Regions from separate parts of the Homo sapiens genome. Here region 1 is linked to region 2. The links are chromatin contacts, found by Hi-C or POLR2A ChIA-PET in ENCODE. All regions are on one chromosome and are shown on one strand. The core of a region is the stretch at or near the end of the contact, and the rest is flanking DNA. Distances in the headings are between cores, read along the strand shown. Region 1 overlaps LINC00887 (long intergenic non-protein coding RNA 887). Region 2 holds the start of CPN2 (carboxypeptidase N subunit 2).

What was found. A loop is a pair of places that touch in the nucleus more often than their neighbours do. ChIA-PET counts read pairs that join two places held with the same protein, here RNA polymerase II (POLR2A). Pooled maps may share reads with other maps.
Region 1: POLR2A ChIA-PET joins it to region 2 with 28 read pairs in activated naive CD4-positive, alpha-beta T cell. The contact joins the enhancer-like site here to the promoter of CPN2 in region 2. A Hi-C loop is called at or near these places in 2 of 168 maps with a recorded cell type or tissue (MCF 10A and posterior vena cava) and 3 of 50 pooled maps. POLR2A ChIA-PET finds 5 or more read pairs at or near these places in 4 of 52 experiments (B cell, Caco-2, RWPE1 and 1 more).

Annotation. Positions count from the first base shown.
Region 1 is chr3:194,298,600-194,301,914 of GRCh38, reverse strand. It overlaps LINC00887 (long intergenic non-protein coding RNA 887), which reads left to right. Exons shown (of 3, transcript NR_024480.1): 3 at 1-716. Among named protein-coding and RNA genes, the nearest start is that of LINC00887, 13 kb to the left of the region's middle. Within about 2 kb of position 1,345, at least 14 of the 41 ENCODE cell types and tissues checked have a DNase peak (open chromatin) inside an H3K27ac peak, as active enhancers do.
Region 2 is chr3:194,349,670-194,352,930 of GRCh38, reverse strand. CPN2 (carboxypeptidase N subunit 2) reads left to right here and starts at 1,603. Exons shown (of 2, transcript NM_001080513.4): 1 at 1,603-1,689. RefSeq lists an enhancer at 1,278-2,127.

The DNA.
Region 1 (3,315 bases), core at 96-2,595, 51 kb after region 2:
TGGGCTGGCGGGCTGTGGTGGTGGTAAGGGCTGTCCCCCAGCACACTGTTAGAACTTTACTTATCCTCTTGCTTGAAGTGTGGGAGCTGGAGACCATTCAGGAAGCTGTGGTTACAGTCCCAGACAGGGTCCCTAAAAGCAAGGAGCCATTCCCAATGCTTCCTCCTTAGGGAAGCCTTCCCTACTTTCTCTTCCCTCTTCTGGGCAGAGTTTGTACCTTCCTCCTTTTTGCTCTCTGTTTATTTCTTTAATTTAACACTTAACAACATAATACCATCTTTATTTGTTCCATGTTTGTATCTTCTACTGAATGTGGCTTCAAGAACAGAAAGCACAGAACGTGGCACGTTGGAGGAAATCAGTAAGTGTTTGCTAAAGGTCCAACAATGAAACAGAACAGATATATCCAGTGCTATGCCGCGTCAAAAGAGTATGAGAGGTATTGTGGTGATGCTTTTGAATGCTAATCAGAATAAGGAGGGTGACTAGTCCATAGTTATATAGAATATAGGATATACAGAATATACCTTTTTCTGTAACGGGATGTGTCACTTAACTTTGTTCCTTAAAGCTCCAGAAGCCCAAGGTCACCCACAATGATTCAAGTATTATCAATGTTGAGAGCCTGTAAAAGCATCAAGTATATTATAGTTTCCAAAAAATTGTGAATTAGACTGAAAACCAGCATTTAAAAAATAAAGTGATGTTGACTTAAACACTGGTTTTATATACATGCCGCATATGAGCTGTGGAGGCCGCTCACATGCCAGCGTACTGGTTCATCTGCAATGGGCAGGCGGGCCATACCCCACTGGGGAGAAATCTTATGGGCTTCAGAAATGTCTAATGAAATAAGATTTTTAACTAGTTCAAAATCGGAGTTCAGAAACAGTTCAGTTAATATTTAAGTGTCGAGTTAAGAGAGGAGGTTGAACAAAATTCATTTTGAAGCTTTCACAGAGTTTTTAAAAAGCAAAACTTTAGACTTAAAATGGACTGTTTTATTATATGCAATGCACGTGAATATTAAATGTATGTTAAGTTTTTCATTTAGCAGATTTCTCCCCAGACTTTTAAAACCACCACCAAAAAATATTTACATATTCTCTCCTCTCCCCCAAAGCATCCCTCCCGTACACAAATACCCTTATTTTGAGACCGTGTTGCTCTAGATTAAACCAGTTCTTCCAAGAGCAGCCCGTAGGATTCTGCTCCATCCAGAGCAAGGCCCTTGGCTAAAGTCACTGCCTCTGCTTGACTGAGCCGGGCTGGGAATCTCATTATGGAAGCTTTCCACCTCCTTCCCAAGCCAGCCCTCTAGCGGAGGCCAAGATTGCGTCATCGGTCCTGGGCCTCATCCCTCCTTGCCTGAGGCCTGCTCACCTAATGTGTTTCAGGAGCATTCCAGCAGCCAGGCCTTCAGTTGCTCCCCGATCCCAGATGGGGAAAACCTTGTGCGGCACATTTGCCTCAGGAAGACTGCACTGGGCTCCCCGGCGCCCCTAGGACAGCGTCCCTTCACGTCGGAGAGACTGGGTGTGGGCCGTGAGGTTTAGGAGGCTTTAGGAGAAGGAAGATCCTCTCTCAGGAGTGAAATGATCTTATCTGAGAGGATGGAAGTGGTGAGGGCATCAGCATGGGTCCTGGGCTGCGGCTGTGCCTCTTCCTCCCCATGCTGACACGTGCTTGCCCACAAGCGCCCCGGGCCTCTACATCTCTTGGTAGTTTAAAGCTCTATTTTAGTCTCAACTAGCAGTTTCTCTCACTGGTAGATCTAAGTTCTAAGACTATTCAATGGGTTCTGTTTCTTTTTTTAAGAATTAAAAAAACTGTTCCAGTTAATTCACGGTCACTATGAAAAAAATAGGCAGGACATGTAAATAAAAGATTAAAATATATACAAATCAAAGAAGGAAGTACACCCAGGCCAGTTATCAGGCAAGCTTGCCAGACATCAATCCAGCAAGAAAACGATAGTGTGCTTTGAAAATGCCAAATCCGGCCGGGCGGGCGGCTCCCGCCTGTGATCCCGGCACTTTGGGAGGCCGAGGCGGGCGGATCACGAGGTCAGGAGATCGAGACCATCCTGGCTAACACGGTGAAACCCCGTCTCTACTAAAAATACAAAAAATTAGCCGGGCGTGGTGGCGGGCGCCTGTAGTCCCAGCTACTTGGGAGGCTGAGGCAGGAGAATGGCGTGAACCCGGGAGGCGGAGCTTGCAGTGAGCCGAGATGGCACCACTGCACTCCAGCCTGGGCAACAGAGCAAGACTCTGTCTCAAAAAAAAAAAAAAAAAAAAAGAAAAAGAAAAGAAAATGCCAAATCCGGCCAGGTGCGGTGGCTCATGCCTGTAATCCCAGCATTTTGGGAGGCCAAGGCGGGTGGATCACCAGAAGTCAGGAGTTCAAGACCAGCTTGACCAACATGGAGAAACCCCGTCTCTACTAAAAATACAAAATTAGCTGGGCATGGTGACGCATGCCTGTAATCCCAGCCACTCGGGAGCCTGAGGCAGGAGAATCACTTAAACCCAGGAGGCAGAGGTTACTGTGAGCCAAGATCGTCCCATTGCACTCCAGCCTGGGCAACAAAAGTGAGACTCTGTCTCAAAAAAAAAAAAGAAAAAAGAAAGAAAAAAAGAAAATGCCAAATCCATTACTTCTTTGGGAACCTCAGGTGTAACCGCTGGTGTGCTGTGGATGACACAGCATCACTGGGATCTGGTGCCTGGTATGAGCTGTGTGAAGGAGTAGGAGTGTGCTCACCCATCCGCAGGGCCACCGTTGGTCACTGTCCTACATTTTCCCTCCTTGCTCCCAGGGCTAGTCCTGGTTAGGTGTGGGCGGCAATCTGGGGACAGCAGTCAGCTTGCTGTCTGCTCCACTCTGCAACAAACTGCCTTCCTCAGTGCCCACCCCAACGGAGAAGGAACAAATGGTCTTCTGTTTGGATGGAGGAGAGGATTTGTATCTGTTCTCAGCTGCCTGTGGGTTTGTGCTTCCCACCTGCCTGCCCAGGCCTCATCTGATGTATCAGGAGTCCTCTGGGCGGGCACCAATGAGGGCAGCCTTTCAACTAATCCGGGGTGCCACCGAGGAGCTGGAGTGCGAGCTCTTTGGCCCTATGGGAAGCTCCCCTGGGAGGCTGCACTCTTTTCTACCAGTGAATGTTCTTTCACCCACTTCCTGCGGGCGCTGGCCAGATCCTCTGTGAGCAGTGGAGCTTGGCATGGTTCAGCGTGGAGCAGCCCTCCCAGCCACCCAGGGAAATCTCTCCATTCAATTACCTCCTGGCTTCCCACGCGTGGCCCATTA
Region 2 (3,261 bases), core at 354-2,853:
ATCCTCACACTCACACTCACTCAGTGCACACTCACACATACCCACTCACCACACACCACACACACACATACCCCAACACACTCACACCTACTGCACACACGCACACCCACCCATTCACCACACACACCACACACCCACACACTGCACACACACACCCACTCACCACACACATACACCCACACACCCACTCACTGCACACTCACACCCACTTACCACACATTTTCTCACACACTCTCATTCTACACACACGAGACATACTCATGCATATACACACCCACTTATACCACACACACCCCTACACCCACTTACACACACCCACTCACACATACACCCACTTACACACACTGCACACCTACACACACGCACTCACCACACACACCCCTACACCCATTCACACATATACCCACTCACACCCCCCACACCCACACGCACGCACTCACCAAACACTCCCCTACACCCACTTACATACCCATTCACACATACACCCACTTACACACGCACTCACCACACACACCGCTACACCCATTCACACATATACCCATTTACACACACACACCCCACACCCACACGCATGCACTCACCAAACACTCCCCTACACCCACTTACACACGCACTCACCACACACACCTTTACACCCACTCACACATACACCCACTTACACACACATCACACATGTGCTCTCACCACACACACTCCTACACTCACATACACACGCCCACTCACATATACACCCTCTTTACATACCACACCCCCACACACGCACTCACCACACACACCCCTACACCCACTCACACATACACCCACACACGCACCCACACACGCACTCACCACACACACACCCTACCCACGCGCGCACACACCCACTCACACATACACCCACTTACACACACAACACACCCCCACACATGCACTCACCACACACCCCCTACAGCCACTCACATTTACACCCACTTACATGCACACCCCCAGATGCACGCACTCAGCACACACACACTCCGTGTGTCTTGCAGCCCTGGTTCCACACCTCCGGAGATGGGAAAATCCCTCCCTTCCAAAGCAGCATCTTTCGTCCTCGGCCAGCCCTGAGTGTGTGAGCGCTCCTCTCCATATTGGGCCCCAATTCATCTCCCTATAGCTTTTCCCCCTTCTAATTCAGGAAGGGTTTAGAAAGTTCATTCATTAAACAAGCAAACAAACACAACAAGACAAAACAACAAATCCACAGCCCTCTTGAAATGCCTCCGGGCGCTGAGAGCCCAGCAGGGGCCTGAGGCTGAAGGCAGGCTCCCAGTCCCTCTGCCTCTGCTCACAGGTATGGGTGTGAGCGTGGACCCCATCCCAGGCCTCACCAACCCAGCCGCCTGCGGGAATCTCTAGAGCTTTCTGAGTGTCCTCGGGGTCCTGAAGGTGCCAACCCTGCAACCTCGGTGGGATTTTGGCCCCGGCAGGGCTCTGTACATGGGAGGAGTTCAGGGTCATTTTGTAATCTTCAGAGGCCTTGCCAAGGCCCTCTCCCGTCCTGTGACCCTGGTGACATTCTGGGACGCTGGGGCCACGTGAGGGGAGGAACCACTGCCTGGAACTTTGATCAGCGCTGGGGCTGGATTGAGCTGACCACAGGCCACACCAGACTCCTCTCTGCTCCTGAGGAAGACAGGGCAGCCCGGCGCCACCCGCTCGGCCCTCACGGTAGGCTCCCGGGGTCGCTGAAGGGCTCCAGGGTCTGCAGGGACGTGGGGGCAGGAACGGGAACTTGCGATCTCCCCCGTTTCAGAGCATTCCGCAGCTCCAGGCAGGCTGCGGTTCTGGGGGGCCCCTGCCCCGGGAGGAGAAGTCCCTGAGGTGCTCAGCTAGGGCGCTGCTGGGAAGAGGCAGGAGGAAGGTGGGGCGGGGGTTTGTGAGATGAAGATCTGCCAGTCCTGGCCTACAAGGCTGGTAGTGAGTAGAGGATAAGCAGGGTGACCAGATGTCCAGGTTGGCCTGGTTCTGCCTAGTTTATACTTGTCATCTTGGCATAATAATAATAAATAGTATTACTAATTACTTATTAATCCTATATTAATACTAAATATTATTAATTATTTATTAATATAATTATTGTTTTTTGAGATGGGGGTCTTGTTATGTTGCTCAGGCTGGTCTTGAACTCCTGGCTTCAAGCGATCCTCCCACTCAGCCTGCTGAGTAGCTGGGATTACAAGCGCATGCCACAGCACCCAGCTCAGGCCCAAGGATGACTAGCTCCTGGTTTCCTTCCCAGAAGCGTGCTGGCTCATATAATAAAGTTTGTGGTGAAATAAACCTGCAGGGGGCCACCTTTTATTGAACATTCAGTATGTGCCAGGCGCTGTGTTAAGGGCTTTCTATTTACTATCTTATTTAGCCTATTTATCATCCAATGGAGTGCTAATTTGAACTCTGAGGGCAGAGGTGATAATTAAGTCTGGAAAACCTGAGGCTTAGAGAGTTGGAGTGATTTGCACAAGCCCACACCGCTAGTAGGTGATGGCGTCAGAATCTGATCCCAGCTGGGGGCACTGGCGGAGCTAAAGTGCTTTCCCCTGCTACTAAGCAGGATGAGAGTAAGGCCTGAGATGCGAAGTCACTGAAAGCCACAAACACATTCCTTCAATTCAGCACACAGGGCCTGACTGCCTTCTCAGTGCCTGGCCCCGAGCCAGGTGCTGGGGTGCAGAGCTGCTTGCAGAGACACCACAGCAAGACTGCAGTACCACGGGCTCAGTCGGGTGGGTGCAACTGACTAGAAAACAGAGCGGAAGAGCCCAAACATTCAACACAGTACAAGAGGGATCCGAGGACCCAAGAAAGGGCCGAGCGCGGTGGCTCACGCCTGTAATCCCAGCACTTTGGGAGGCCGAGGCAGGCGGATCACCTGAGGTCAGGAGTTCGAGACCAGCCTGGCCAACACAGTGAAACCCCATCTCTACTAAAAATACAAAAATTAGCCAGATGTGGTGGCAGGCGCCTGTAATCCCAACTACTCGGGAGGCTGAGGCAGGAGAATCGCTTGAACCCGGGAGGCAGAGGTTGCAGTGAGCAGAGATGGCGTCACTGCACTCCAGCCTGGGAAACAAGAGTGAAACTCTGTCTCAAAAAAAAAAAAAAAAAAAAAAAAAAAAAAAAAAAAAAAAGAAGAGGGTAGTCAGGAAGGCTTCATGGGGGAAGTGTGACTTGCACTGGACTGGGAGGGTGGGTATAAATTGGGAGGGTCGCATAGTGCCCAGTTCACAACGGCCTCTT